Regions from separate parts of the Homo sapiens genome. Here regions 1 and 2 are each linked to region 3. The links are chromatin loops, found by intact Hi-C in ENCODE. Cell type or tissue: A673. All regions are shown on one strand. Links, peaks and the distances in the headings refer to the core of each region. The heading gives the core; the rest is flanking DNA.

Evidence for each region. Peaks named below come from ENCODE experiments on the same cell type or tissue, not always from the same donor. Only the 100,000 strongest peaks of a DNase experiment are listed, where the experiment ranks them.
Region 1: it touches region 3 in a loop (4-fold over the local background); 7 of 110 quality-filtered maps call a loop at or near these places.
Region 2: it touches region 3 in a loop (7-fold over the local background); 11 of 110 quality-filtered maps call a loop at or near these places.

The regions. Positions count from the first base shown.
Region 1 is chr5:21,812,728-21,823,874 of GRCh38, reverse strand. CDH12 (cadherin 12) reads left to right here. Exons shown (of 15, transcript NM_004061.5): 9 at 6,743-6,930. It overlaps LOC105374683 (a long non-coding RNA gene), which reads right to left and starts at 348. Exons shown (of 3, transcript XR_925846.3): 1 at 240-348. RefSeq lists an enhancer at 1-139 and a silencer at 10,595-10,789. In A673, for the core only: a CTCF peak has its summit at 6,056 (motif pointing left); DNase peaks (open chromatin) are centred at 3,124, 5,344, 5,624 and 6,014; H3K4me3 peaks cover 1,142 bases; H3K27ac peaks cover 3,369 bases.
Region 2 is chr5:22,209,286-22,220,432 of GRCh38, reverse strand. It overlaps CDH12 (cadherin 12), which reads left to right. Exons shown (of 15, transcript NM_004061.5): 4 at 7,790-7,935. It overlaps LOC105374682 (a long non-coding RNA gene), which reads right to left and starts at 8,001. Exons shown (of 2, transcript XR_925845.4): 1 at 7,908-8,001; 2 at 5,828-7,519. In A673, for the core only: a CTCF peak has its summit at 6,137 (motif pointing right); a DNase peak (open chromatin) is centred at 6,152; H3K4me3 peaks cover 3,082 bases; H3K27ac peaks cover 1,601 bases.
Region 3 is chr5:21,913,437-21,924,583 of GRCh38, reverse strand. The region is part of intron 6 of CDH12 (cadherin 12); the gene reads left to right. Among named protein-coding and RNA genes, the nearest start is that of SNORA105A, 35 kb to the right of the region's middle. In A673, for the core only: a CTCF peak has its summit at 4,970 (motif pointing left); DNase peaks (open chromatin) are centred at 4,983 and 5,933; H3K27ac peaks cover 304 bases.

The DNA.
Region 1 (11,147 bases), core at 1,753-9,752, 100 kb after region 3:
TTGTATCATATCTTACATGTTATGATTATTCAAACTGTGAGTCACACTGATGTAGGATCCTTTGAAGGTTGGGGAAGCTGAGCAATCTCCTGTGCAACATCATTTTTTTTTCTTTTTCTGTGAACTACAAGGCAAGGTCACCAACTGAGAAAGGAAGTAGTAAAGGGAGTACTTAAGCAGATATTTAAGGACAGTAGATCAGTTCAAAATAGAAGTCACAGAGAATGGTAGTCAGTTACCTTTGCAAATCTGTGTGCTTTTTAAGCAATTTTGAAGGGGCATTCAAAGTTAATGATCATAATTTATAGTAATATCTAGTTGCTTCTCTATGGTTTTCCTCAGTAAACCATCCCTCCTCCTTTAGAAGGAAGATAATTATCATCATCAAGAGTTAGGGTTTGCCAAATTGCAGCAACAAAAGTACATGGCCAAGCTATATAGGCTATAGGTTAATATACTAGAGGTGCTTCTGACATTAGAGATGATAGGTCCCAGTGGGAGTTATTGAACAAACAAACTGGTAAGACAGGAAACTATGATCATATCACCTTTGTCATATGGTTACTTCTGTTTGGAATGTTTTCTATTAGCTGACCTCACAGAACCCAATGGTATTGTCTCAGCTCGGATTCTCAGTTTAAACATTGAATAGAATTGTGTAACTTTCCTTTAGAGCGCTGGTGTTTTTTTCTGCTATTTTACTTTTTTGTGTGATTGTTTAATTGACTTCTCTCCCACTAGACCATAAATGCCATCAAGAAAAACACTTGTCTTTTTGTTTATGTGTTTTTCCTTGTCATTCCATGAAGGAGACCACTAAAAACTGTAGTTGAATCAAATATCAATAATCTGAGATACCGGAAAATTAAGCAATTAATCTACTATGCAAAGATAATTTTTGAAAGACAATTTAATATCGAGCCTTAAATTTTTCTATTGCGTTTAGCTGCTCAGAACTAGAAAAAAGTTTACAGGAATAAATTTCTCATTGTTCAGAGACAAGAAATATTGCTATTGTTACAGAAAATTTATAAATCTTAATTCATTAATATGACGGATATTGTGTGCATGGCAATTCTTATTCATGTATATGGTTAGTTAAAATCGAGAATGGGCAAATATAACATCTCAAAAGCGAAGTAATTTAACCAATAAAGTGAAGCTCTAGTGCCAAATACTTGACACTTAAAAACTATGCCCATCCTAGCCTCATCCTGGGAATGAGCAGCAGTGGATGTTTCTGTTATTACTGAGAGATTCCATTCACTGTATGTTTAGTATGCTTGACTAAAATCCAGCTTGAACCCAGCTTTGTTATCAGGATAGTTCTTTCTTATGGACAACATTTCTATTACTTTAATTTGGGCATATTGAAAATACAGCCTCAGGCTTTTAAGGAAATAGAGGGCATAAAATGTTCTTCCACCACCAAAACATTTTTTTTCTTCCTGAATCCTCCAATTTTAAAGATATGGGAAAATATTTTAATTAAAATTAAAACGACTTTTTAGAACTCTTTTAAGATCTGTCTTTCTTTCATCTCCACACCTCTATAGACAGTTTCCTATTGGCTATTGCCATTCTGATAGGAAAAATTATAATACATATAGACTATACAAATATTATATACAAATATTATAATATACAAATATTATAAAAGTTAACTAGTAATAAATAATACTGAATGAGTTTCATGCACTTTTGTATAAGTGACTTTCAAAAACAAATCTATAAAGTAGATATTGTTATACTAATTTTACAGATCAGGAAAAGAGAGATATTTTAAACGATCAGGAAAAGAGGGATGTTTAAAATATTTTGCCCAGGGTCACAGAGCTACAGGTACACAATTTCTATAAAGTTTCTTTTTACTCACACAATATGTTGTTTACTTGTATTTCCTTTTCGTGTTGTTTAAGTAAGGTGAAATAATTTTGTGTGATACATATTTAAGAAATTTAAAAAAATAAAATATTGATACAACAAAATTTTATTTCTAAGCCATTAGAAGGTAAATCACTCACACACACAAAAAGTATGCAGGATCATTTGAACAATCTAATGTTTGAATTCAATTACTGAATCAATAGTTCAGTGCTATATTTATTTTTTGAAGTTTAAATTGAAATGTAATATTTCAAATCATAGTCTATTTAGTTGGAATCAAGTGTATGTTTTTGAGTTTTTAAAAATGTTTAACATTTTCATCAATTTGAAATAATTTGTTCTTAAGCCCTCCAATATTTCTAGTGTTCTTGTATTATTAAATATGAATTATATTCACATTAGTTACTTGTATTTAGGTAACTTATTTGCAGTTAAACATTGACTTCCTTTTTTTTAAGTAACTTTAGAATTATTGTTACATAAAGATAAAATAAAATGTATTTCAAAAGTGAGTTTGTAATGGATTATTTTATCTTCTTTTTAACTTGCTATTGGTGTCATTGAATGTTGTGGTATTTTTAAAGTCATTCATTCACTTAATATATTTGTTCAGGTCCTATAATCTTTATTTTTAAGTAAAGATCTTCATTTATATTTTGTCAAGTAAATATATTTATTTTGGTGTTTTCATCAGTATCTGGAAATTTCCTGCAATAAACAAAAAAAGGAAGGTAAATATATTTTACATCCTTTTTTTTTAAAGTAGCAATGCATGTCCCCTACCTGTCCCCACTCTCCCCGCCCGACACACAGTTTAAGTCCTAATCAGTATCTTTTCAAATGACATAGTTACTGAGAGGATACTTAGCTTATAACTACCTGATTTTTTTCTACTCTTGGAACTAACAGGGAATATTATATTTAAGAATATGATCATTATAATTAGTTCACTGCATGCAATTTCCTCCTTTTCTATGGGAAAATGAAGATTTTGGCTAAGCACAATAGGTATATTTGATGAATTGTAAATATATATTTTTATTGACTGTGGACAATCTCTTGTCACCTGTTTTATTTCTCAATTTGTGTGGTACAGGTAGTGCCATTAAGATGTTTCATATGCATCAAAAGTAGGACGCCTGGAAGACGGTGGCGGTGTAATTACACAGTACATCATGAACAATCCAACTTTGGCATAGCTGAAGATTACTTCACAGTTTTGAATTAATCTGAATGACCTCAGCTTTATTGCTGTTGAGATTCCAGACATGATAAAATGTCAAGTCATTGGAAATAAACCGACAGAACCTAAACAATCTGACATGACAAATGCATAGTTTCTCTGACTTGTTCCATATTCTGCAGACTTTATTACCAGCTGTAATATTTTATTAAGAAACACTTATCTTAATGAACGTGTCTTCCACCTTACTAAAATGTATGTCTGCTGTGTAAAGAGTAGAAAATCTATTGCTCTGTATATTTGCATTTCACATGCACTAAAACTTAACACACACAAAAAGTAATCATTGCTTTACTTTTATCTTAATTTTGAAGGGGTGCATGTTAGTGGAATGCTAGTAAATCAATCATTATTGGACAATGCTATTATTTCAATTTATCACAATTTTTCAATGCCATTAGATAAAAATGGAATTTGTTGGCACTCTCTATGCTGACAACTTAAAACAAAACACCCTATTTAACTTAAATTGATAGAATACTACAAAGAATAGCTTTCTTTACATTTATTGTGACTAGCCCCATAAAATGTTCTTTTATAGAACATAAAGTTCGTATCTCAGCATATTATTGTCTTGGAAAGGGGGCTCTTTCATCTGCAGTTTGAATTATCTGATGCCCTTTGGATTACCTTTCAATGCTTTAATTTTTTTTCCCCCATATTGGAGGATCTCAACTCTGGCTAAACTCTTCACCTTCACTAACCATAATCCATTAGAGAGGACTCCAGGCTCTATCATTTTCATCGATGTGTAATTTCCTTTACTTTTGCTTTTAACCATCCAAATGTAAATGTAAAGCTAACTCATAAACCTAATATGTAACTTCAACTGGCTCTCATTGAATGGATTGGATGGAATAAACAGAAATGTCCCCAGCTCTTTAAGTGAGATGCACATGTGTTCCTAAATTTCTCATACTACTCCGCTCCTTATGACTCTCACTGTTTCACCCTTACCACTCCCACTGCTGGCCACATTTGAAGTTTGAAATCCACTATACTTGACGGCTCTCTGTCTCTCTGAACACTTGTTCAGTTATTTCCTTGATAATGTTTACCCCTAAGTTTCCTACTAAATGTCCTAATCAAGAAGGATTTCTAGTACACTATTCAACATCGACTTCCATTTCTCTCTTTTATTAGAAAAAAAATTTAGACTTTTTCTAACACTCATTTATGAGCCACGAGTTTGGACTATGACCAATCGTACCGTGAATTCAAAGCTTTTGATGTTCCTCAGATACTTCATCACAGTCACACAACAAGAGGCAAAAGATACAAACACAGTTTCTGATAAATCGTATTTCCATTTAACGGGCATTTTAGAAGAAAAAAAGGAAAATGAAAAATTACACGTTCTGTGCCTTGTCCTTTTTCTTTGGAATTTGTCCTTAAGTTTAGTACAACTGTAATAACTTTGTCACATGCTTTCTTGCCTCATTAAACAGAAGTTCAGGGACCCTTATATTTCCTAATATCTCAGGAGTGCCTCACTAGGATCATGGTTTAATTTATCTATTAAGAAATATTTATGATCTAAAGAAAGTAGTTCCAAAAGCCATGATAGATTCTGCTTATGTAATTAAGGCTATTTGAAATCAGATAGATTCCTCCTGAATATCTGGCTTTATCCTTCTGGTAGAAAATAGGAATGCAATGTAACCCATTCTTTTGTTTTTCTTCTTTGATTTGATTGCCTCAAATTCAATCACTGCTTTAAGTTCAGCAAACATTAAGCATCCCTAAATGACAGCTACTATGTTAAGTGCTTAGGAAATAAAAATAAAACAATAATCCTACCCTATGAGAAATTACTACTTTGATCAATTAATGTGACTTTCCTTAACTGAGATTCCTTCATAATATCTATGTAACATTTTAGCATTGTGACTTGGAAGGAGTTTTTTGTTGTTGTTGTTAGGTCTATAATGTTTATTTTTTTATTTATTTAAACTTTTAAGTGCATTTTTGAGAAAGATTCCTCATACCCTCTTTGAAAGTATGAATTAACTAAGCTAATTATTTAAATATAACTCTTGTGGACCACTGTAAAGTATCATTTTGTCTTATATGTAAAATAAACAAACTTTAGTTGAGTATTTAGCTCTCTTGAGACCAAATCACATATATGTTCCATGGAGATAATATGTTGGATTTAAATACGGCTGATCTGCATATTCAAGATAAATGGTAGATACCATTTTCTGGGGGAAGGAGGGAAGAAGGGAGATTTAACTGCTTCCCATGCTAATGAAATTACCAAGTTTTGAAACTGATTGTGAAAGAACTACAGGACCTCAAAAAATAATGGGAAATCAAAAAGAAAATATCTGGCAGAATCTCTACAAGATGTGATTGATTTTTTTCTCACACCTTCTTGGAGAAAATAACTGTAATATTGTAACATGATTTTTTAATGAACTTCCCTATGCAACAGACATTTATAGTAACTTCTTAATTTATTTTCCACAAATGTGTAACTAAAATTCTAAAACGAATGAATCACCATGGTTGATTTACCCATGGGAAAGAGCCATTCTAAATCCGGTAAGAGAAACTGAAAGTGGAACTCCAGTATCAAAATGGAAACTTTAGATTTTGGTGTTTAGTTTTGTTTCTTAATTTTTATTTTCTCTCATTTCCTTTCCTCATTTGAATTTGAACAGACTGTTGTTAAACTCATTAATATTTGCTTTAATGAAATGTCAGTAAAAGAGCATGCACTATATCTTTCTTGTGTGTCAAACTTTGAAAAATTCTACAAAACCTTAAAATAATGTCTATGTTTTTATTTTTTTGTAGAGTATTACAATTTTCCATGATTCTGAAATGTTTTATCTAAGTTTTGCTGATTCAGTATAAATTTCATAGTAATATAAACGCTCCACCTGGTGGTAAAAATAAGCATTTTACTTTTTTTTCTTTCTTAATGCTATTAAAAAACTTCGGGAGACAGAACTTTATGATTTAAAATATCAGTAAAAGTATATAGAAAGGTGACAAGTTAAAATTCACTAAATATAAGCTGAATCTTAGTCTATAATATACTATATTTCAATCTATCATCGACTAGAATTTTGATTATACAAATTATTTTACAGGTTATTTTTAGTTTAATGATGTATACTTATTGAAGTCATTAGTTTTAGGAAATATAACCTCAACTTTCTATATCTATATATCTATCACCTATCTATCTATCTATCATCTATCTATCATCTATCTATGTATCTATAACTTTTTATCTATGTCTTGCAACCTGTATTATTAGTACCAATTAATTTCATGAATAGTCCCACCCTCCCATTTGATATGTGGTACACTTTTATGCCATATAAGTGTGTAAAACAAGTCCTGCTAATAATTTTACTTTAGCATTCTCTACTATTTATAATGCCCAGTTAAAATTCTAGAGCAGCACATATTGAAGAGAAAAGTGAAGTTATTACTCCTAATCATAATCCTTAACTTGACAGCAAATTGCCTTTTCAATTTGCACTATAATGTTCTAAATGTGATTTACTTTCAGTGGACTCTATTTTTCAAGCCTTGTAATCTTACTATATCTCTTACTAACCCCACTGTCAATTCAAATTTTATATGTCTTATCAGGCATCTTCCACTTGAAAGTTCCTGAGTCTTCCCCTATTGGTTCAGCTATTGGAAGAATAAGAGCTGTGGATCCTGATTTTGGACAAAATGCAGAAATTGAATACAATATTGTTCCAGGAGATGGGGGAAATTTGTTTGACATCGTCACAGATGAGGATACACAAGAGGGAGTCATCAAATTGAAAAAGGTATATAGACAAATGTTGGGACAGTTGACTACTAAATAATAATTAAAGAAGATAAAAAATAAATATTGAAAATGACAAGTAATTTTAATTTTCCTTCAATTAGCAATAGAGTTGACCCTTGAACCATGTGAGAGTTGGGGTACTGATACTCCGTGCCGTCAAAAATCTGCATGTATCTTTTGGATCTTACAAAATTTCCGTACTAATAGCTTACTCTTGACCAGAAGCTTTACCAATCACATAAACATTTGACACATAGTTTGTATCTTATATATAGTATATACTCTATTCTTTTTTTTTTTTTTTTTTTTTTTTTTTTTGAGATGGAGTTGCACTCTGTTACCCAGGCTGGAGTGCAGTGGTGAGATGTCAGCTCACTGCAAACTCTGCATCCCAGTTTCAAGGGATTCTCCTGCCTCAAACTCCTGAGTAGCTGGGATTACAGATGTGCACCACCACGCCCGGCTAGTTTTTGTATTTTTAGTAGAGAAGGGATTTCACCATGTTGGTCAGGCTGGTCTCAAACTCCTGACCTCGTGATCCACCTGCCTCGGCCTCCCAAAGTGCTGGGGTTATAGGCGTAAGCCACCACACCCAGCCGTATATACTGTATTCTTACAATAAAGTAAGCTAGAGAGGAGAAAATGTTATTAAGAAAATCATAAGCAAAAGGAAATGTATTTACTATTTGTTAAGCACTAGTGGATCATCATAAAGGTCTTCATCCTCATCATCTTCACATTGAGTAGGCTGAGGAGAAGGAGGAAGAGGAGGGGCTGGTATTGCTGTGTCAGGGATGGCAGAGGCAGAGGAAAATCCACATATAAGTGGCCCTGCACAGTCCAAACCCATGTTGCTCAGGAGTCAACTGTATTTTAAATTGAAAACAAAAAAGACCTAGTGATGCTGAGTATTTACTTCTATAGGTGCTATTATTCTGTGATTCAACTATTATATATTTTATGTTGAACAATTAGGCCTGATAATTTGATGACATCATTTAAAAAAGATTCTTACAGAGTTTAATTGTAACCTAATTTTTTATTGCTATAAATATAGACAAAAGATTAATTTAAAAACAAGATTGAGAAGTAACTCTAACCCCATCAGTCTTGATATTGAGCCTTTTTATGGTTCTTCTGAAGATATAAATATCTAATTCACCACAATGTTGGTTGATATCACAGTGGAAGCATACTGATGCGTGTAAGCTCTAAACACCTGAGAACTAGAAGAAATGTGAAAGGCCAGTAATGGACGTGAGAGAGCTTTAAGGAAGAAAGTGAAAAAGAATTACCAAGAAACCGAGAGAGAGAGAAAGACAGACTGCGCTGGGAAGCTGTTTAGTAATGACATATGGATTAGAGCCAAAGAGGATTGCTGAGGGCAAAGTTAGTTGAAATATTAGGAAGAAATTATTATTTACAGTGTCTGTAGTTTTGTCTTTTGTTGGGTGGTGACATGAAGGAGTCTGTTAATGTGAGAAAGAAAAATTATAATGGCATTTAAGGTGTGCACATTTTTTCCATAATAGTGAGGCAAATTATAGGAATTTCCAATAGCAAAGTAAAGGCAGAAAAGTGAAGCTCATTTAGTTCAGCCATTTCCTCCCCTTCTACAAAACACACTCCATTTTGAAGAATTTTGAAGAATATACTCCAAACTGCAGTATACAATACTCATTTACTCATTGTAATTATTTTAACCAGAATAAATACTTTGCATTTAGTTCCATTAATCAGTCTGCCCCTCCCATATTTGCTCAGGAATTCTGAATTTTAACAAGGAAGCAATATATATGGTAATGAAAATACTCTTAAAAAGAAACACATTTTTCAAATAGATTATCATATTTTTATTTCTACTATTGTGCAAAAATTACGCTTAGTCTAGAAATTAATTTAACCCACATGATCCCACTCTATTAAATTAAGCATTTATGTTAAATTTGCAAAGTACAGTTAGAAAAATATGTCAAATTCTTATCAACTTTACTCCTTCATTGTTATTTAGTTTGTTTTTCTCTTTTTCTTTTAGTCCCAAATCAATGTAAAGTCTTCTCACTTAATTTTTTCCCTAAGAAGGTCTCCAACAAAGAAATCACATTTAAATGGGTTACAATCATCTATTCAAATGGAACAAATAAAAATCATTAATAATATAAAAAATATTTTAAATTAAGAAGTCATAATATTTAAATATAAAATTAAGTATACTTCCAAAGTAAAATTAAGGTACGAAAGATTCAATTCTAGATATACTTTATATATATTTATGTTTATATACTTATTTATATTTAATTATTGTAACTTACTTTATATTCACACACATAGTTTTATGTTTATGTTTTCATTTTTATTTACACATATTTACCACCTATACCAATAAGTAATCAATGTCTAGGTGTCAATCTAGAAAAATGTATGTCATTCTTATTTATTTTTAAAACAGTTGAAAAAGGCGTGGTTTAATAATAGTCCTTTATCTTATTATATCAAAACATATTAATCTTTGAAAGTAATCATTCAGTTATGTAAGTTCAACTATCATGAAAGCAATAAGAACATATCTGCCTTTTTCATTATGAAACATCTACAGAGAATGAGTCATGTTATTTATTTTTTGTATTTATTGTGTTTATTTAGAATTTTTATTCTTCTTAACTGGATTAAAATTGAGATATGCAAAATTATATAATACTTTTATTAAAATAGATTTAGATAGGGTAGATAATCTTGAAAGTATATCTGCAAATAAAACACACACACACACACACACACACACACACACACACACACACACTCATTTCTCCTGTGGTGGATGAATCATTGTTGTCCATTTTACTGGCCTGAAATTCATTATCTAAGTAAAGCTCAATGTCCATAACTTTCACTACTTCATTCAACAGGTATTTTGGAAGCAGCCACTGTTTTCCAGACTCCACTATGGAGATAGGGCAGTGAACTCAACAAACACACTGCCTGCACTCATACTCAGCTTCCATTCAACTGAGGACGTCAGGAGATAAACAAACAAATTAGAAATCACTTTCAGCAGTGATGAATTCAAGCTAGAAAGACTTAAAGTAGGATGAAGGGGTAAAAGGCATGTGGAGGGTGGAGGGTATCTTACAGTGAGGTGAAAAATAAAAAAAGACTTCTGTATTAGAAGGGAATATGAGCAAAAACCTGACCATGTGGTATTTGGGTGATGTGAGTTCCTAAAAGTTTGAGCAGCAATTTCAAAATCTCTGAATTGGGAGTGTACTAGGCAAGAAGGCCAGTGGGGCTGGAATGAAGTGAAGGAAGAGGGCCTTGGCCAGAGATGACGGGCTCGCCAGGCAGAGCCTTGTAGACCAGGCAAAGATGTTGAATTATTAACAGATCGTGATATAGAGAGCCCATGTGAGTGTAGATCTAGATCACTTTTACTCTTTTATTTATTTTTATTTATTTATTTATTTTGATATGGAGTTTTGCTCTTGTTGCCCAGGCTGGAGTGCAATGGAGGGATCTCGGCTCACTGCAACCTCTGTCTCCCAGGTTCAAGCGATTCTCCTGCCTCAGCCTCCCAAGTAGTTGGGATTACAGGTGCCTGCCAACATGCCTGGCTAATTTTTTGTATTTTTAGTAGAGAAGGGGTTTCACCATGTTTGTCAGGCTGGTCTTGAACTCCTGACCTCAGGTGATCCACCTGCCTTGGCCTCCCAAAGTGCTGGGATTACAGGCATGAGCCACCACACCTGGCCTCGCCTTACCCTTGTAGACCCAAGTGACTCTGGTTGTCTTAAGAGAACAGTAACTAGGAAATAATGAAAGCAATAGCTCAGTTAAGAGACCATAGAAGTAAACCGGGAAACAGATAGAAATGTGGAACGTGATGGTACAGCAACAGAGATGGTGAGAGATTGTGAGATTCTAAATAAATTGTAAAGGAACAGCCAAAACATATTTGTATAAATATTATCATCATCTGGTAAATTACACCAAGCATTTGAGACTTCAGAGCCTAATAAAACACATGGATTTTCTTTCAGTGTTGTAATTTGCTTTCATCTCTAAATATGGATCCACTAGAGGCAATCCCCTATGCTAACCTAGTGTTCTATTAGAAAGAACATTGTAGCCTGCACCCTACATCTATTGAATCTTTAAAAAATAACTCAGGAGGACATTTTTGTAATGAAACTTAAAAACTGTCCACCTATCTATTGTATA
Region 2 (11,147 bases), core at 1,811-9,810, 300 kb before region 3:
AAATAATGTGAAAATTTATATGTCAAAAATATATTTCTAAAACATGATAGATGCATTCATTTATGGGACTTTCATATTTATGTCTAATCAATAAAATGCATTAGTGTTTTCAGTATCTCACTATTATAAATAATGATGCAATGCACAATATTTTCTCAATAACATCTGTAGAATCACCCAATTTATGCAATTTATGTACATGCACACACACATACGCATGTACAAACACTTGCCATTGTATTACAAATGTCAATGTTGCTCTCCTGAGATATAGCACTGTATATGTCCATCAGCACTTTGTTATTATATTTTTAACATTCCTTCTAAAAACATATGGTATCATTTTTTACCTTTTTAGTAGAAACATCCTTACGGATTCATGATGTAGACAATGGTGATATACATTAAGCCTGCATCCAATTGGACATAATCATTACAATTTAAACAAAGTTTTATTTGGGGGTATACATAGTTTATATGTTGTTCATTTTAACTAAAAATTATAGCTGGTATAATTATAGCTGGTAGCTCATTTGTGAGTTATCTTCTTAGTGTGTATCTACTAACTCATTTAATCTTACTACTCCATCTGCACTAATTCATTTCATACTATTTTATCACCTTTTTTCATCTGAGAAAACTCAAGCAAATGTGAAGCAACGAGCCCAAGGATTCATAATTGCTCTTTGCTGGTGTGTCATTGCAATCCTAGGCAGTGAACTACCCAAATCTCTGATATTTTTACCATTATTTTACCATTACTACAAAAACTGAAATCTATATATTTGATGTACAGAAGGTAGTAAAGGTGTTATTTCAGACTGCTCACCAACAGTCTGATATATGTTAAAACTCTGTATTACTGCAGAGAGTTTAAATTATTTTAATAAGGGAAATAAAGTCAGCAAGGCAGATAGCAGTCACCTATTCCTTATGATGTGGCAGCAAATTATTGACTTTTGCTGAGAGTGAAAAAGAGCAAGTTGACATGAGAGGAAACTGGGTATTACAGTCAGTATAACTGAGAGGAGAATGAAATATGGTATTCAGAGGTTAATAGAGTCACCATGAAATCCAAAGAAAAAGTTTGATTTCGTAAATAAGTAAATAATAAGAGGAAGATCCGTTTAGAGCCACTCTGTAACAATATGATCTTTATGATGTTATAGAAGGTATTTTCATCTTCATGCCTGTCAAATGCATTTAGAGGTTGAGAAAGCCCCATAATTTCTCGTAATTTATTGTCACCTGCGGTGTCATAGATGCTGAAGATAGGCTAGAGTAATATTTCCATACACATTATGGAGAAGCTAAGAACAAATGGACAATGATATATGTATGTCAAAAGGTAATTAAGCATTTCACAGCCATCATTGTTTGATTTGAAATGGCACCTTATTTCCCTATATAAAATTTTACTGAACTATTATCTGGATAGATACTAGGACATTAAGTTTAAAGTTGTCTTAAAATATGATTGAATGGGAAATGCTGTATACAATTTAAGAAACGGTTAGAAATATAAAGTAGGTGATTTTATTCCATCTTCGATGCGGTTTCTTTAGAAAATAGAAATCAGAATTAAAGGCATATAGATTGTTATTATGGACATAATCTGTTATTAATCATTTAATTGTGATTCTGTTTTATTAAAGAAGAAATGAGGAAGATGTGAGGGTTTTGTGCAACTTTATTGAGGTATAATTTATATACAGTAAACTGCACATATTTAACTTGCAAATTAGATGGGTTTTGACACATATATACACCTGTGAAGCCACCATCATAATCAAGACACTGAATATTTCCATTGTCCCAAGGGTTTTCTTGTGACCTCTGCAATTTCTCATTCCAACTTCATTCACCTCCAACCAGTTACCTGTTTTCTGTCATTACAGATAAATTTCCATATTTTTTAATTCTACAGAAATGTAATTATATATTAGTAATGTATTTGTTTCTGGCTTGTTTTATATCAGCATAATCATTTTGTGGTCCAGTTGTTAAGTGTACTAGTAGTTGCCTACTTTTAATTACCAAGAAGTATTCCATTCTATGAGTGTACCACAGTTTATTCACTCACCTGTTGACGGACTTTTTTTTCCCCAGTTTGGAGCCATTGTGACTAATCAGTCATTTGTGTCTAGTTGTTTGAATGGAAATATGCTTTTTTTTCTTTGGAGTGAATACTTCAGAGCGAGATGGCTGCATCACACGATAGGCATACGTTTAACTTTTTAAAAAACTACCACAATGTATTTTAGAGTGATTGCATCCTTTTATATTCCCATGAACAGTGTTTTAGGGTTATAGGTTTTTCACATCATTGTTGACACTTGACGTAATGAGAGTTTTTTTTCTTTTTGATTTTAACTATTCTAATAGGTATTTAGTGGTAGAAATAACTTGTTAAATAATTAAATATATAGTTAAATAGTTATGAATTAATAAGAAAATCTAAGTCAGAATTTTCATCATCTAAAATTTTTTAGTGAACAGGAAATTCATTTGATACTAGTTGTCCCATTAGTGCTTGCAGATCTTTCCACATTCCACTCTACCCTACCACTGCTTTTCTGACTCTCCAAAAGGGTAAACCTATCTACTCAGTAAGGAAATAAACATTTTTTTTCTATTGAGCAATATTATTCATTAATATTATTTTATATGTCCATTTGTTTAATGGCATTTTAAAATCATTGCTAAAAATGTGTTTTGTTTGGGTTTTATATGTATAACTCTAGTCATTACTAATTTTTAGTATCTTTTAGTGAATTCAATAGAAAGTGAGTTTAATATTCTTAAAGTTTTACATATTATTTATCTAATTTTACTTGAACTTCATAGTCATACCTCAAAGATACAAAATAGAATAAATCAGAGCTAACAAGAAAGGTCTAAAATGCAAAGCAATTATGTCTACAAAAGCCATTTCTTTTCTTTTAATTATGCACTCTGCTTTTTTGTTATTTTAAAATAATTGTCTACTAAATTGGAAATGTGCTTTTAAAAACACAAAATATGTTAATATTATGTGTCCATTCTTTAAGTATGCTCTCCAATTTTAAGATAATTCTCAATCATTTTAATTAAGTTACCTTTACATTAATTTTACTGATCAGGACAATAGAGAGGATGGCTAACATCCATTCTAGTTGCAATAAAATAACCATGACCTTTTAAAGAAACGTGTTATAATTATTTTAAAACATTTAAAGAATATTCCTGACCTTAGCAATTTTTTAATCTACTCCATTTACAATTTCACATCAATAATTTCTGGCTGATTTTTTAATTACTCGAACTATGAAATCAACACATCCTTGCTATAATGTTATTTATAGTATAAAATAAGTTGTTTGGGGCATGGAAGGGTGTGAGAAGGGAGAAAACATGTATTTGCAGACAATAATTCCTTCTTAATTGCTTGATTATTTCTGAATTAGGTAGAAAGAACATCACAAATTATTAGGCAAATAGATGCATTTTCATAACTGACTGAAATCCTAGAGATAATATAGTTTAATTTCCTCAAATTTTCCAATGAAATTATTAAATAGAAGCTTTTTAAATGGCTTCGGTTAGAAAACTACTCACTGCTAGAATTTTGACTATAGTCTAAGTTTTCTGATATCCAGTTTAGCTTTCTTTTTTTTCTAAAATTTCATCTTATCTTAAACTCATGAGTATATGTGCGTGAAACCGGAATCAAAAATAAAAATTTCTCTTGAAGGCTGGTGAGTTTAGTCATTCAGCCTCCATGATTTAGACATAAGCAGAAATATGTATAATACATGAGAATCTGTTAGCATTCAGCAAACCTCTGTGTGATAGTATTAGCTTGATGCTGCTGCTGCAAGATCAATTTGTTATTAGTTAGGTGGCTTGTTTATGTATATGTATTTATAGATCCATTTAAAATAATTAACAGTAATTTTTCAAGGTCTGTTCTGATAAACCATCACAAACAGTGGTAGGGAGGTAATAGCTGAATCTACATTGGTATACAGAAGCAAGATTCTATTTGTGTAAGAATCATAAGACTAATATTTGGGAAATATCTTCATATATCCCCAATTTAAATAATAATAGCCAAGATCAGGAAAAGTCTGTAGGAAATCTAAGGGTTGCTATTCCAGTATACATAAATCACAAGTTCCCTGTCAGCTCAGAGTAATTTTTTCTTCAATAAATCACAATCACAATTTACACTGTTTGGAACAAACCTAAGTAAATGAAGAAAGACTGACTTCTGTTTATATAGCCACTTAAGATCCTTTTTGACAACAAGATGACTCAGATAAACATATTTGTTCGACATAGTGGGGAGCAATAGGACTTACGTAAAAAGGAAGACATTAGGTTTTCCACTATCAAACACCAAAGGACAATCACTTGCTCTTTTTATTCCTCATCACTAACATATGAGAAAAATACTTATGGTAACCTATTTCACAAGATTCCCATAAGAATCAAATGAGAGAATAAGTTCTTGGCAAAGTTTAAATGTTGCATTAGTTTGCGTTATCATCATTTATTTCATTAAACTTCTTGAAAGAGTGTGGTCACAATGCTTCTCTGTAAAGTTATGGATGTGTCTGAGAATTTCAAAGAGCCATATGAAATGATAGGATTCATGTGACTTTTAAGAAACCTGTAGATAAAGCATGAACAAATCAGAGATAAACTTTAGCTCCCTAGTACATTTGAGCTTTGCTATTACATTATGCCACTTGGAGAACTAGGTTAGTAAAAATCATCATAATTTTGGTCTAATATATTTTTATGGCTGTTCTTGAGATATTCGTTTACTTAGAGTGGAGCTATTTTCTTGTTTTAAAAAAGCAATAATTATTATATTTGAGTGGGAGAGCAAATGAATTGCAGAAGGGATTTTTAAAAATTTGAAATTGAGTCATTTGTGCTAATGGAATTATATATTTGGAAGCTCTGGATGGAATCTATTTTTTAGCCTAAAGTTTTTTTTGTGAATTTTTTTTCTGCTAAATCATACATAACTTTTAATAGCAGAACTGTTACAATAGTTTATCAGTTATAAAATGGTTTTTAAAGATGTGAAAATGATTTTTGTTAATCATAAAATCTAGAAAATGTTCCCATTCTGTTGGAAGTAAGGGTTTTGATCAGTTTTAACATTTGGGAATTTCCAAATATTTGCTAATTTTATAGTTACAGTAACCTGACTTTTAGTGGTGGGTTTCTTCTGTACTGACTACGCAACATTGGTAAATTTGCTTAACTTCTCAGAGCCCTAACTTAATTAATTAAAAAATAAAATATTATAATGTCTGCTTAATAGAATTGGACTAAGGGGTTCATGGATAGCTATAGCTGAAGTGCATGCCAGTCACTTACTACATAGCAAGCATGTAATAGACAGTACCTGTTATTTTCATGTGACTACGGTCTCCCCTCACACCTCCAACAAAATGGTCTTATTTTGCTTTGTTCTTCATGTGTGTACTTTCACATAAAATCAATTAGTGTTCCAACATAGGTTAAAAAAACTACTGAAGAGTCATCATACTCTCTATAGAAACCATTCAGGGTTTTGAAAGACCTCTGGATTTTATGAGAACAGAAAGGCTGGTTATTTGGAAATGTCATCAGGGCAGTCTCATGGAGTTGGAGTTTCCAGATAGAACCCATCTACTATGGCACAAAGTTTCGTGTGCACCTGTTTTAGTTGGTGATGATGATTGTGGGTTGGCTGGCAGGGTTCAGGAAAATAAGCCCTGTCTTAACGTTTTAATAAGTTTTAAAAATAGTTCACGATTTAAGATCCTCAGAATGGGACTTAGACCAATACGAGAAACGGAGTGCTTTAATTGCATGACCAACTACACATTAGAGCCCTGGAATCTATCCCACTGTTATTTACAAGTATTGTGTTAAAGACTAGTTGGAACCCTCTCAGGAGAAATTAGCAGTTACATTTTCTTATTTTTACAATTTATGCTCAAGGTGCATTTACTTCGATGTAAGCAGCCTCTTTTCTACTATAACACTCTCATGCCAATCTAAAATTGGATAATGGGTTTCCTGCTTTACAGCAGCAAAAATTGTTCTCCCTCTCCTGAAGTGGTTGACTGGGTTTCTTCACATTCGGCTGTCACCCTCCACCAGCTGAGGGAGCAAGAGACCTCTGCATGGGAGGCTACAGCCCCATCTCCTGGGGCTTCTGCAGGGCCGTCTCCGTTTTCAGAGTAGGATGAGTACCTGCCTTAGTAACAGCAATTCAGTTACCCTGAAGTTTTACTTTGTCCAAAAAGTTTCACCAAGAGCTTGTATTTTAATGAGATACTTTAAAAATATATTTGGGAATGTATAAGGCAAACGGATTCTCTATTATTTATACTTAGTGCATTCGCCTACTGAAATTTGAGGGTTTTCTAAGATATATATAAATATCACAATGTAAATATAGCTTCTCGCTCTTCCTCTCTCTCTTTCTCACACACACACGCAAGCACACGCACCCACACACACACGCACACACACATCAAAGAAATGCCATATGTCCCAAGTGAGACCCACTGGAAAAAAACAAAAGTGCTGAACATATCACTCAGGATCATTGTGAGAGGACAGTCGTCAGCTTTCTCTCTGGCAATGAGAATTTTCTCACCCTCAAGACATGCAAATTACTTTTTTCATCTGTTCTTTTTATGTTATTTGCATAATTTTATCCTGCAAAAGTGAGAGCTGTCAAAAATTAACCATTTGGGGCTTTGGCATTCAGTTATGTGACCTTTTCCAGAGAGTTAGATCTCTTCAGGGAACTAGGAACTTGATGAGGAAGTGCTGAGAAGGTGGTCAGTGGCAGAAAGAGCGGATGACGGATGGGGACCAGCAGGTTGGTAACGGCACATAGCTACGTTTAAAAAGTTGTTAGATATTTTCGATCCTCTCATATGCTTGCTTGTTTTTGTTTTAGGAAATCAGTATTTCAACAGATAATCAAAGAGATGATTCGGTTAGGTGTAGTGCTGTATTCTCCTACATTACTCTGGTTAAGGGTACAATGCAAACATTTTTTGCAAGTGTAATGCTAATTGAAAATGCCGTTTGGAAAACTACACAAGCAAGGCTGTGTTCATGCCGTGGTTTGAGTGCTTGTGTCTGTAGCAATCTGCCAAATATGCTTATTTAGTATGAATACTTCCTTTTTATAAATTCAGAGAGTTGCACTCTGGAGGGCTGTAATAAACCTTTAAATTCATTTTAGTTCGACAAAGGTTGAAGTATGTAGCAGGCGAGCGGCAGAGACAAGTGCAGCTATCTCTTTGATCACATCGCTTTAAACATTTTTCAGCTTTAAGCTTGTCTTACAAATCAGCTCTATCAGTCTATTAATTGCTTCACTGTACCTAATATCTTACACGAAGGCACCTTGAAAAACAGCAGGAGAAAGCACATTTGTTTAAGTCCTGCGATGGCTAGCACGGCAGCTAATCTCCTTGCAAATCATAATCATAGTTGTAGTTCATCCATTAGGCTGGAAAAGACAAGATTCCCAAGTGGCCTTGGTGCCTTTTCCAGTTCCCGGGAGACCCACCAACCCTCGGCGTGTGTTGCCTGCGCACCCGGAGCGTTCTTGCTAATCAGGTCAATGATTAACGCCTGGCTCCAGGGACCTGCCAAGAGTGTTAGGGAGCCTCCAAACGGAGCACGCTCACGGAGAATCTCCCGTTCAGAAACATCGCTTAGTCCTCATTTACTCACTGGGAACCTCGGAGGATTTCAGCTGATGTTTTTCTCTCCTTAGACAGTGAGGAGCTCAACATAACAGGGAAAAGGAGCACAGGATGCAGCTACTTGGAGGGTGTTGATTGAAAACTTCGATCTCCCCACCCCATTCACGGTTGATTTGACGGATTTCTCACCTCGTTCACAGAGAAAATTTCAATTAAGGTAAGTGCTGCTTTATCCGGGTGACTGCATGGCACTGAATTTCTGCATTGAAAGTTCTAACTGACTAAACTGACATTCTGCACTGCAGCAAGTGACTGTGTCAGGAAAAGCTTAATTTATAAGCAAGTTTCCTGGAGTGAAAACGGCGTTGGAGATAATGATATCTCAGGGCAATTTCTTCTGAAATACATTCATTCTGCCTTGTATCCAGAGAAAATAAAAGGGAACATGAAAAGATAGTTAATTTCTCATTTTACCTTTTTAATAATCTATTTGGAGGGTTGTGCATTGCCAAGGTAAATTGGTTTTGATTGAAGTGATTTGTTGATGTCATATAGTAAAATCTGAGTCTGAAAACTTCAAAGTTAAATCAGATGGAAAGAAAATTTGCAAATGCGAGTTGAGATTTTGTGCAGCTTTCTACATTAGCAATATTCCTGAGCTCCCTTTTGGTTTAAGGATTTAGGACTAAATCCCTGAATATTTTAATAGTATCCATTTGGAACTTAAAACTTAAATGTTATAGTTTCTGATGCAAGTATTAAGAAAAATGAAACTAGAAGACTTATTGTACCATTCATATAATTTATAGTACTTATTCAACAGAAGTGGATTTCTTTTATGACATGAATAAAAAAAGAAAGCAAAGGAAAATTAAGTGCTTTCTAAAATGCTTGTTTTTGAAAGAATTCTTCAATAAGAGATTACGTGTTTGTAAAAAAATCTTTTTTATGTTTTATTTCATTTTTATTATTAAGATATAATGAATTGAAGTGAAGCTTACATTTCCTATATCATTTAGGGCAATTATCCAGGTAATTCAGATTAAACCATTCCATATTAATTCTTTTTTACCCATTTTCTTGTAAGCTTGTTAAAAATATCTAGAAAGGTATTGTAAGCAACTTTTTTCCAAAGTTTAATTACCTGAACTTTTTCTTTTCTACCTTACTAAGCGCATGTAAATATAGCCTGATTGTTTTACTCCATATTATGATAAATTTTTATGTAATTAAGAGTAATTAAATAATTATATCACTATAATTATGTGATCTATCAGTCTGCAGGCTAAATACTGAAGAATAGCAATCACTTACCTTGATATTGTATGACATAAAAGTTTTCAAATAATGAAATAAACATTATTTAAAATATCACGTATAATACTGAAACAGGTTGATTTTTAACAATTAATTTCTATTGTTAAAGCAAAATGTAAATATCTAGCTGCTTTTGTATAAAGATTTATAATGGTATCTCAAGTGTGCTTTTCAGAGTGAGCACTCGTATTTCCTGAAGTGCTGACTTCCCTTTTCTTCTATGGATCTCTTGAGATGGGACATTTTATAAAGATGTCAGAACACTTTCTAATAATTGGCTATCATTCTGAAATTCTCTGGAGAGCTTTTCAGGCTGATGTCGATGTTAGTGCTTCTTCCAGAGGAGTAAACTATTTTCAAGGTTCCCAAAGGCTGATGTGTACTTGGCTACCAGTATGTTTGTAGCTAAAACCTGAAGACTTTTATCTACTTCTCTTGTTCTGAGACTTCTATCTCTTTTCCCTGGGGAGATGATTTCTCAATAGAATTAAAGATAATTGAGAGAAGAATGTGTTGACTACAGTGGCTGTCCCTGGGTCTTTGGCTTCTTATTTTTTTTTTTTTAAGCAACTTGATAAACAGAAAGAGGCAACATTAACCAAACAGGGACACACACTTGCTACTAGCGAACTTGCATGTCGCTGAAAACATCTCTATCCTTGTGCCAACTTCAGAATTGATGGTGGCATCAGACCCAATGAACTTTTTTGTTGGATGTATTGACCACTGAAGTGTCTGACCAGAGTACGTCCATTGAAGGTTGCGTTTACTCTCTAATGAAATATCTATGTTTAAAAATTGAGGGAATTGTAGTTCTCATTCAAAAAACAACAAATCCCCAATACACATGTTTACTTATATAACAAACAACCATACGTACCCCTGAACTTAAAATACAAATTTAATTTAAAAAATTAAAAATGCAATTGCTTAAAGGAGTTTTACCATTGTCATAGTTGTCTGAATTTGCAATATACTGATAAGAGGATAAAGAAAATCTTGGGTTCAACTGAAAATTAGTAACAGTTTATTTTACTTAGCATCTGCCTCCTTAATCTATATTGAATTCCATTTTTCATTTGATTGAGGGTAGTTTATTTCTTCTGTAAGATGGGAAAACATCTCATAGGATAACCTCACTTAGAGTAGGAAGTCTCAAAATTTAAATAAAATAATCTTTTAAAACTTTGCAAAACTTGCTTCAAGTTCTTCTATAACTTGCTCCTCAATAAGTAATATGTTCAATAAAAGACACTAGAGATAGGCAGTATCTAATCTAGCTCACATGCTTCCTCAACTCAGATAGCTGAGTTATAAACTTTTTATATATGAATAAATGATAAATATAAAAACATATGAAAGTTGAAATGTTAACATGGATGTTATTTGCCCTCATTTTCCAGAAGGAAAGCTGGAATCTGAGAGAGCATATGTAACTGGGCCAAGGGCACACAGTAATGAACCTATAACTCAAATTCAGATCTGGCTGTGTTTAAAACTCATACACTCTATACTATACCTTTTTGTTACCTCATATATGGTGACTGTTTCCAGCCCTTGACATGATACTCATGAATATTGTAAGACTATTTTTAAGATAGTACAGAGTAATCATATTACCTTCAGAACAGGTGAACTCTTGTTTACACAAAATAAGTGATTTTGTAAATTCCATCACCACCAGTATTGGAAACCAGCATGTACTTTGTTCTTTTAGTTTCTGAAAGAGGTTAGTGTGCAAGTCTTTGCTTCCAGCTAATTCTGATTACTACTGACAGAAAAAACACTCTACTGTAAGCAAAGTCTCTACTGAAATTTAGTATTTGTAACATATACATCTTTCCAAGAGAGGTTGACACACTCTCAGGATAAAATAAAATAAAATGTAGAGGTATAAATTCAGTGTTAATTGTATTGAAATGCGATTAAAAGGAAGTTAAGGGGAACTCACGTTAATAGTGAAAGATATTCACAATATTAGAAAAGGTAGAGAAACTAACTGTTGGAATTGAATGTTGGAAGTAGACTTCAGAAAAAACAGACTTACATATTCAGCAGCCTATTTGCTATGCTGACTTTACATAAACTTTCCCATATGTCCACAGAGGTTTA
Region 3 (11,147 bases), core at 1,673-9,672:
AGATAAGTGCAAAGCTAGTAATTTATTTATTTATTTATTTATTTATGTATTCATGTATTTATTTATTGAGATGCAGTTTGGCTCTTGTTGCCCAGGCTGGAGTACAATGGCACAATCTCAGTTCACTGCAACCTCCGCCTCCTGAGTGGAGGCGATTCTCCTGCCTCAGCCTCCCAAGTAGCTGGGATTACAGGTTCCCGCCACCACTCCCAGCTAATTTTTGTATTTTTAGTAGAGACAGGGTTTTGCCGTGTTGGCCAAGCTGGTCTCAAACTCCTGACCTCGGCCTCGGCCTTCGAAAGTGCTGGGATTACAGGCGTGAACCACCGTGCCCGGCCACAGCTAGTAATTTAAACACATCATCTTCACCTTTATTCATTCTTACTACCTTGCTGTTTCTCTCACAATTCAACAGGGAAAAAAGTGCATGGTTGCTATAATTATAACTACTTTTAGTTTTTCTATTTCCAAGTTTGAGTCAGCAATTGCATTAGTGGTGTTGTTACAGTTTGAGCACTGATGACTTCAAGTGGAAAAACTAAATTAGTACCTAGAGGAAGGAGACAGTTTAGTAATTCTTCTCTGACAATCCACAGCTCTTAATTTTCTCCACTATGAAGACAGTATGCATCCAATATAACATAAGTGCTAGTAGTATATCTGCATGTTCCAATAATTTACCCTATGTCTTCAATTTGCAAAAGAGAAATTTTGATTTATTCCTGTCAATGGCGATTTTAAAAAACGGATCTAAAGTCCAACCCAAGACTGTGAGAAATGCTTTCATAGAAAACAAAAACATTGTAATGGTTAAAAATTATACCAAGATCCATATGAGTTACCTATCCCTCTTTGAAGCACACCCAAAACTTATTAAAAATAATAGAATTATCAAGTTTTAATTGAAGATTTATAGGCATGGATATGCTAGAAAGACTGCTGTATTTTCTCTGGAATCACTGCGGGAATCAGAAACAATCCAGCTCATAGAAGACATGGGGAGCATAAAGAAACATAACAGATACCCTGAGGTATTTGAAGGGTTGGAAGGAACATTATACTATTTAGTTTTGCTTTGAGAAACAAAGCAAGGTATACTAGGAAAACATAGAGAAAACTAGCTGAGATGTGGTAGGGATGGAGTTGTAAATATGGGAAAGATCTCAGGTCAGTGTAATTAAAAACTAACATTTACAAGGGTTCAATAAAAGTTAATTATATATTTGTAATTGTATACACACACACCCACACACGAGAGACAGGGTAACTTGTTCATGTGTTTATACAAATGTTGGAGATTGCTTCTCAAAATCTTTTTTAAAAGATTTTTGCATTGAATAGAAATTTGAATTTGATTACTTGGAATGTCCTTTCTAATCTCAAAATTTCTTAATTCACATAACGTAACTTAGCTGTATTATTATTCACCACCATTATAGTATAGATAGGAAGTTAAAACTTTATTGCATTAAAACAACAAGAAAAATATTAAAGTGGCAATGTTGAAATTATAAAACACAGTCTTTGCTTAAATATGTGTTTAAATTGACCTATTGGAGAGTGTGTACGTGGGTGCGTGCTCCTCTCTCCTTCTCTCCATATATAGATATAGATATAGATATAGATATAGATATAGATATAGATACACATACACACATCTTTCTTTTTATTCTTGTATTTATTACTAGCCTGATTCAACTTAAAAAGAGGAGTATGATGTAGACAAGATATTGGAGAGATAATTATCAACCTTGTATTGGCAGAGAGAAAGGTAATATTATCCTGATAGAGAAATCCAAGCAATCTTTTCTATATCTTAGTCTCTCGGGAAGCCCATAAGTGGATCTTTAAAAAAGAAAAATAAGGGAATAGGGTGAATTGCAGGTAACTGTTCTGCATGCAAAGAAAGATTTATTTTTTCTAGTAAACCATATTTCTGTCTACATATGTATGTCTGTATGAGCCTTGTAGATGATATTATTCAATTTGAATTATGTTCGTATCATCTACCTTTACCTGAGCACTTTCTTGCAAGAGAGAATTGACCTTGTGTATAATCAAGAATTCTTGACTACATATTATGAGAAAGTTCAGAGGCCAGCATATTTATTGCATGTTCAATAATCTTTTTTGGTAAGCAGATGTAGGTTTGATGACCCATAATTCAGCGTTTTTGTAAAGGAAATAATTTTAGCCATTAAGAAGCAAGGCTCATCTGAATTTATTCTAAATGAGATTTCTCATTTTTTCCTAACAGTCCTCTTGTAGCAAACACTTATTCACTGGTTCTTAGATGCTTTTTTATATGATCCTGTACTCTGAAATTCTATGATAATCTTTTATAAATATGTTCCTGTGTATAAAGAGAGAAATAAACAAATACATTCTTCTAAAGAGTTTTCAGTTTGAGGATTATATTTACACTAGTATTTGTGTAAGCTATTTCAGAACTATGGGCAAATGACACCAAATGTAGTAAATCAGTGGTTACTCAGGGAGTGGAAATCACAGAGACGTTTCTACCTTATTTGACAAAGCTGTCAATGTTGGACACCCCCATGGTAAAAGAAGTTACTATAACCAGTCAAGCAGGTATTCATTGTATGAAAAGATGTGTGGATTTTTATGTTAAGAAACAATTTGAAGCTTTGACAGTGAGTTAGCCAGTTTGAGGCAATGCAAAGAAATGGACATGTTAAAATTAGCCGATGACAAAGGAGGGGAAGGCCAGCAGTTTAACACAGAAAAACGTTTTGAACAGTCTTCCATGTCTCTCCTGATGGCCCCAAGGTTTCTGAGATAGACTTTGTTCATTTTCAAGTCAGTAGAATGCACAAATAGACAGAACTTCAGTTCATACTGCATGGAAGGAAATTTGTAGTGTCAGATTCTTCCCCATCATATCTAAGAGAGAAAAAGGCATGAGAACAGAAAGGATTGTCTTTCTTTTTCATCTGATCATTGGACTGACTCCAGTAAACGTTGCTGTGACTCACAGAAGTTGCTTTCATGAATTCAAAAAGGAGTTATACAGATGGGATGGTAATGGTCTCTAACATTTGACTCAAGCCCTATATAGTTTGGGTTAGAAAGAATAGAGCAACCATCAGTAGCAAATAAAGGAAGACAGAAAAAAATTGTTTTAAAAGGAACTAAGTCAAATTCAAAAAAAGAACAAATCTACTTCCTTGTAGGAATAAGCTAAACAGATTAGTTTCAGGACCAGATGGAGAAGATGCAGGACCATCCTTGCTAAACATATCTTGACACTATGACAAGTATATAGATAAGGCTAAGCATAAATACATTGACCTCATTTATGATTTTAAGGCTTAAAAAAATTTAGGATCATGCCACTCATAGCCATATAATTCTGTGCTTCTAATATGTGGGGCAACATCATGACTTGTGTCTTTTTTATTTCTTTTATTTATCCTCACATTTCCTAAGAACAAAGTCCTCAACAAATGCATTGATCAATCTTATGTCCCTCAAGGACAGAGACAGAAGAGAGATGACAATTTTAATGCTTTAGAGGAAAAGGTTTTTCTGTATGTAACTGCTTCCTAAAATGTGAGCAGCAGATGTAGAATTAAGAAAAAATCTGTGGTTTCCAAGCATCTGCTGCAGAGGAGGTTTTCTTTTACTGAAGCAGATTTGACTATCTAAACATTCATGATTCTTCTTTCTTTGCCTCACTACTATTCCTGTTTCACTCAGTTACTTTCCTAAATGTTTTTGGGTTGTTGAAGGTTCAGAAAAATGAAATAAAATTGTGGGAGTGAATGCAGTGAACAACCTCAATTTTGTGACAACAGCATCCTAAGATGTTACGTTGTTTCTCTGAATAGTTTCTTAAGCCAAGTCACAAAATGGCTATATTGGCTTTGAAGATTATTATTATTATTATTATCATACTTTAAGTTCTGGGGTACATGTGCAGAATGTGCAGGTTACATAGGTATACATGTGCCATGGTGGTTTGCTGCACCCATCAACCCATCATATACATTAGGTATTTATCCTAATGCTTTCCCTCCCCTGGCCCCCACACCCTGACAGGCCCCGGTGTGTGATGTTCCCTCTCCCTTTGTCCATGGATTCTCATTGTTCAACTCCCACTTATCAGTGAGAGCATGCATTGTTTGGTTTTCTATTCTTGTGTTAGTTTGCTGAGAATGATGTTCCAGAGTCATTCAAAGTAACTTACATTCATCTGAGGCTTCTGATAGAGCCAAGATATCTGACTTTATAGGCAAGCCACTTTTTTCTGTCCAAGTCCTTCCATTTATTGTAATTGGTAAAGTGTTTTACATTACATGTCTGCTCACATGATGTCTCATCAAGGTTGGGGTATCTGTCTGCTTTGCTTTATTCATGGATGTATCCCAATTTTCTGAAACAGTACCTGGGCATTGTTGGTCTCTATAAATATTTGTTGTAGCAACGAATAAATTAGAGACTGAATGGGTGAATGAATGAATGTCTTTTATCTCTATCCATAATTATAGGTTTAAAATAATATATGTCCTAATATTACTAAAAATGAAATAAGAAACAAAGTAAAATGAGTAATTTATATTCATTATTTTCTCATTTATTTCTTACAAAATAGGCATGAAGATATTTTTCTTAATATTATCACTGGAAACATCAAGAGAGTGGTAGCTATAGAAATTTTTTCTTTTCTTAAATATTTGAAGGGAGGTCATTTAGCATCACTGACATTAGAACTCTGTCAAACTCTGACAATGAGAAGGTCTGTCAATGCTGAATCCTCATGCGGCAGGCTTATCATGATCTTTAAATAGTAACTACAATATTAATTAATTTTTTAATGCATCTAAATGATTCTTCACAGATATTGTTGACTTTTAGATTTAATAAATTATGTATTTATCAGTCCGTTTCTCCGGGAATCAAGTCTATCTACAGCTGCTCTTACAAAGAGATTGGTGACATCTAATGGTCAGAATAAATACTGCACGTGGCTAGGGGTTGGCCTGCGAAAATGACAGACTGTGCAAAGGAAATAACGTTTTTGAGAGAAAGGAAGAAGAATTTGCATGAAAGAAGTGGAGGGTGAATAGGCAGCTTATGAAATAATGGCATTTCATAAGTGGAATTGAAACGTTAACATGTTGGGTTTTGTGTCCGATAAAAACATGTTTAAATTTCCTAAAGAGTAAAGGAAAAAAAAATAGGGTTACAACTAAATTATCTATTTGAATCTTTGAGTTTTGGTACATAATATTTTATAATACAATAAAATAAGTAAATTTGATCAAATATTTCTGCATAAGCAATAACAAGAGAGAACTGAATGAGGAAAATGGCTCAGTTGTGTAAAACATTGTTATTTTGTAAATGAAAGCCACTTAAAATAAAATCATCCCTACATTTGAAATTAAATGAGCTTTGACTAGACAACAGCATTTTTTAAAATTTGTAAATACTTTGAGACATTGCAGTTATTATCAGTCCATCTGTATTTATATCAGTTATCATATTGGTTTAATGGTATTTTAGTCAAATTTGACATTTAAAAGGAGCAATCAAGTGAAATTTGCATTACTTGTAGGCAACAAGTTGAAAATTTTACTTTTCAAGCATCTAATTTAGATGTGTCTCTGTCAATATGACTTTGTAAAACTGAAAAGTATATAGAATATACATTAGAGATATTGATAATAAGGAAATAACAAGAATTAAATTTATACAATTTTAATTTGAGTAATTATGCATTTCCCATCTGAATTTAGATATATGACAATATGATGGTATAATTTATACCAAAAATGTTTTCAAATGATATCATTCTGTGTTCCTGCCCAAAACTCAACTTGAATTATAATCTCCATAATCACCATGTGTCAAGAGTGGGACCAAGTGGAGGTAATTGAATCATGGGGGAAGTTTACCCCATGCTGTTCTTGTGATAATGAGTGAGTCTCAGAGAGCTGATGGTTTTGTAGTCCTCGGCCATTTCCTCTGCTTGCACTTCTCCTTCCTGGCACCTTGTGAAGAAGGTGCCTTGCTTCCCCTTCGCCTTCTGCCATGATTGTAAATTTCCTGAGGACTCCCCAACTGTGCTGAACTGTGAGTCAATTAAACCTTTTTCCTTTATAAATTACCCAGCCTCGGGTATGTCTTTATTAGCAGCATGAGAATGGACCAATACAAATGCTTTGCTGAAAAAAAAAGGATTTTTAGACAAAAATATGCTTTGGAATAGAAGAACCTAATTGTAACATCTGAATAGGAATTATCTTACTGAGAAATTGAAATTATTTTAATTACAACACACACTTAAATGCATATTGGAAACTGGATAAAATAAACTGGATTTTCAGTGTGCTGTGATTAATAATAAAGTAACACTATAAAATACTAATTTTATAAGCATTTTTAAGGAACAGTGAAACATGTGAAAAATCTTTTAAAAATAGCAGTGTATCAGCATATATATATTATTAGCAATACATACTTACTTTCATACTATATAGAAAAATGTATCTTAAAGATATAAAAGGGGCAGTTTTAACAAAAAGGTAACATTGTGACTTTAATGTGAAGCTAAAAAGTTTATGTGTTAAAGATTTGATTTATCTTAATATAGAAGAGGGAACCAGTAAGATGTTACAACTGATATAAAAGAGAAAGCAAAGATGCATACATTTATATGCAGTAAAGCAGTGTTCAAATGAATTTGAAAATCAAGTCTTTCCACAGGGAAATAATCAAGAGTATTCTACCAACCATAAATAATTTGCATTTCTATGGACAAGAAATATTTGCATTACTATCTATTTTCTGTAAATTTATTTGTATTTTTACAGTTTTTTTAAATAGCCTAACCAGACAGTTCCACATCCCATAGGGTGCTTCAGCGTTTCATTGAAAGGACGTTCAGCACTCTATTTTACCTATTCTCAAAACTAATTTTTTCTTACAGAGAACACTTGTTAGTTTCATCACATAGAAAATAAAGATACACTAGACTCGATGATTTTCTCTCCATGTCTAGTGCTGAAAGTAATTGCACTTTACAGGCATAAAGGTAAACATGAATGAAAACTCCCTGAGGAGCTAAGAATGTAACAGAAACATCTTGAAATTGTCAAAGGAAGATTAGTTAATTTTAACTGGTAATTTTTATATAATGACTTCAGAGCTGCAGTAGCTTGCAAATAAAACTGTAGTAACTTTGACTAGACAGTAGAATCATTCAAGATGCCCCGTCCACACCCTAAACATGACATCCCAGTTCTGGGCATGGGGCACAGACATTGGGAGTTTTTGAGGCTCCCAGGGGATTCCCATATGCGGCCAGGTCAGAGCCCATTGGTGCCACGTGCCAGCTCTTGTCTTTGTCTCCCCATGTCCCTCAAGCCAAATGAAAGGCTTTGGGAAGCTTAGGAAAGATGACTGGTATATTGAGGAGCTTGAAGTTCAGAGAGTTCAGTACTTAAACCACACCTGAAAAATGTTAAAGGTGAGAGGACCAGAAAAGGGGGCCTAGAGAGGGAGAGGAGGGAAAGGTGTAGCAGAAGGCAGCTCTATGACCACTAACTGCAAGATAAAGGCACTGCCACTGCCTAAGAGCCAGGTGCTAGTCTTCTAAAATGGAGCTGTCCATCAGCTGTTTTCAAGAGATTTTATTTACTAAGAATGTCCACAGATAGAGAGCCTACGTGAGTGAAACTCATTAAAGCAAATGCTAACAAAATGAAGCCTTGCCTGGCCCAGAGAATGAGACAAAATGCCTAGTGGGGTATCTCCTAGGAGCCTGCTGAGAGACGCATTCCTTGGACTCTGTGTTAGTTGCATCGGACAGCATCAATTAAAATTACGATTATATGCTCCCGTCAAACTTGGCCTTTTTTCTTCAATCCACCAGCCACTCCAGGCCACTCCAGGCCCAAGTTTGGAGGGACTGGAAGCAGATGTCACTTACTAGGGGAGGAGAAAGGGTGTTTGGTGGAGTGAGGAAGACTGCAGAAGTAAATCGTGTTCTTCCTCCTTTCCCAAAGCTGGCTTCCAATAGGCCTAATCTGCCAAGAAAAAAAAAAATGGAAAAAATGAAAATGAAGTTTTGACAATGGGAAACTTTGGAATTCCACAAATAAGATTCATTTGATCTGCTGAAATATTAATGCAAAGACAAGAAAAATGTTTCACTGGAGCTTATTTGAAGACCCTGGAGTAGAAACAAGTAAAAGTTTCCCATAATTTTGACCTTTCTGAGTCCAACTCATTCAATAAACATGAAACTTACCTTAAGTTCCTAATTACCAGATACTATAACACTAATTGCCAAGTTTATGGGAGACAAAGATAGTTTTATGTATGTGGCTATATGGCTTGTCTATCTAAATTCCTTGAAGATAGAATACTTACATAGCTGTAATTATTATTATTGGTGTGTTGTTGTAGGCATTATTATTATAATTGTCTTAGGGCCCAGTATCACTCAAGCCTGGTACTTATAGATGTTCAAAAATATGTACTGAATAGGTGGAGAAATAAGAAAATATGGAAACATGAATCAGATCCATTGGCACATTGCTTTTTTATTATGAAGCAGTATGACACATACTTTGTTGTTTATATATTTTTGCTAATTAAAAGTATGAAGGCCTTGTTTTCTACCCCTCCCTCTAGGTCTTTTATTTTTTTTCCTTTCCTAACCCTTATATTGTTCACTTCTTTTAATACATGAACACACACACACACACACACACACACACACACACACACAGCACAAATGATCAGAAACTGGTGTACCCAAGGCTTAGCGGATGGAGCGTAACTTGTCTTTCTTCCTCCTGCTGTTTTCTTGAGCATGACCTCCCTCCATACCCTACACCATTACTCATTTTCCCCATCCCAAGTAAGGGGTGTGCCCCTCCACTGGTTGGTAGGCTTGGTATTCTGGGGAGGAGAAATAACAGCAGGGTTTGTGACCCAGTCTATCACTGCTGATGGAAAAGCTGTCTAAATCTGGCATTTCAAACTCAAAACCCTTACTATCTGCATGTATAATCTACACTCTCCAGTACCAATCTTATCAGAAATGAATGTACTAATGTGATCTCCAAGTGCCTTACACTTATTCCTATTATTAACTTGCCCCATAGTTAGGTCATTGTGTTCCTTTTTAAATTCTTATATTTATCTTTACCTTCCTTCTTATCTAATGGGTCAAACCTTGCAGTTCGCTTCCTGAATTTTTTTGTTTGTTTTCTCATGCTTTCCTTCTTCTCTACATACTACTAAAAAACCATTAGTTGTTATTCTGCTACATATAATTTCTCAATTTTAATGTAAATATAACCTTTGATGCCAGCCCCTACTAATGTCTAGCCTGTTGTTCAACCTGTGCTATAAAATAATAAGATCGGAATTATACTTTCAGAAGACAGATTCTAATTATGTTACTTTTTGCTGAAAATCTCTCAGGACTACTGGTTGCTTTTAGGAAAAACAATAACTTTTCAGGTCCTTCCCAGGCTGAATTAACCTTCGTTTCTAGGTTTCTGCCTTGGTTCATTCTCTCTACACTGGCTAATCCTAGCCCAGCAAGGCACAATCTGTCTTGCCTCATCTCTCACATTCTGTCTGCATTTGTCAGTCTTTGTCGAACTAATCATATAGTTCAAATATATCATACTTTTTAAACAAATACTCATTTCAACCACACATCCAACTTGGCATTTCATGTGATGATTAATTTCATGTCAGAACTTTGCTAAGTTACCTAGTTATTTAAACACTAATTGAGGTGTTACTGTGAAGATATTTTACAGATATAGTTAACATCCATTATCAGTTGACTTTAAGTAAAGGAGATTTTCTTCAATAATGTGGGTGGCTTTATCCAATCAGTTCAAGTTATAAGGGCAAAAATAGAGGTTTCCTGACAAGAAAGAAAATTGGCCTGAAAACTGCAGAATCAACTCCTGCCTGAGTTTTCAGCCTCCTGGCTTACCCTATAGATTTCAGACTTGCCAGTGTCATAATCACATGAGCCAATTCAATAAAATCTCTCTCCCATCTCTCTCTCTTTGTATGGGTATGTATATATGTATATATACACTGTATGTATGTGTGTATATATGTGTATAAAATACAGGATACATATGACTTGTAGATATATTTCTGTAAAAACCATGTTTGATACAATCAGTTCTTCTCTGTGTTCCTGAAAATTGTTGCCTGCTCCTCAGTTAAATCATCTATTATTCCTGCCTAAATTTTGTCACTCTCTTGACTTTCACCCTTATTGGATATAAACTATTTAATATCCTCTCACAGTGCTTTGCATGTAGAAGATGAATAGCAAATATTCCATTGAAGAGAAAAGCAAAAGGATTCAGTCATTCCGTCTCAGGTTTTTCACGTCAAAAGCCCCTTTCAGTGTGGATTTCTTATAAAGTATTGATAGTGTCTATGCCATCTTAGGAGACTGAAAATGAAAGCAATAATGCCTTAGTGTATGTTGAGGACTTACTCTGTTTGACAGAGTTTGTAGTCCTTTCTGGCATCAAAAGGACCAATATGAAACACTGAGAATCTATACTTTCAAAGTATGAAACAGGGCTGGGTGTGGTGTGTCACACCTGTAAACCCAGCATTTTGGGAGACTGAGGCAGGAAGGTCACTTGGGCCCAGGAGTTTGAGACCAGTCTGGGAAACACAGTGAGACTCCTATCTCTCCAAAAATGAAAATATTAGCTGGGTATGGTGGTGCATACCTGTAGTCCCACTACAGGGACTACTTGGGAGGCTGAGGTGGGAGGCTCGCTTGTGCTCAGGAGGTCAGGGCTGCCATAAGCTGTGATCATTTCACTGCACTCCAGCGTGGTTGACAGCAAGACCCTGTCTCAGAGCAAAACACAACAACAACAACAAAACCCCACAACATATGAAATAATGTCTCTAGTCTTCTGATTAATATATGTATAATATTTTATATATGTGTGATTAATGTTAAAAATAAATTAATTTATAAAATAAGCTATGCTAATGAAAGTAGGATTTTGATTCTGCACAAAACATATGAAGTTACTGAAGGAAAATTTGTGAATTAAGCACCCGGACAGAAACTTGTTTACTTTTACATATTATGTGAACTCTCTTTTTCT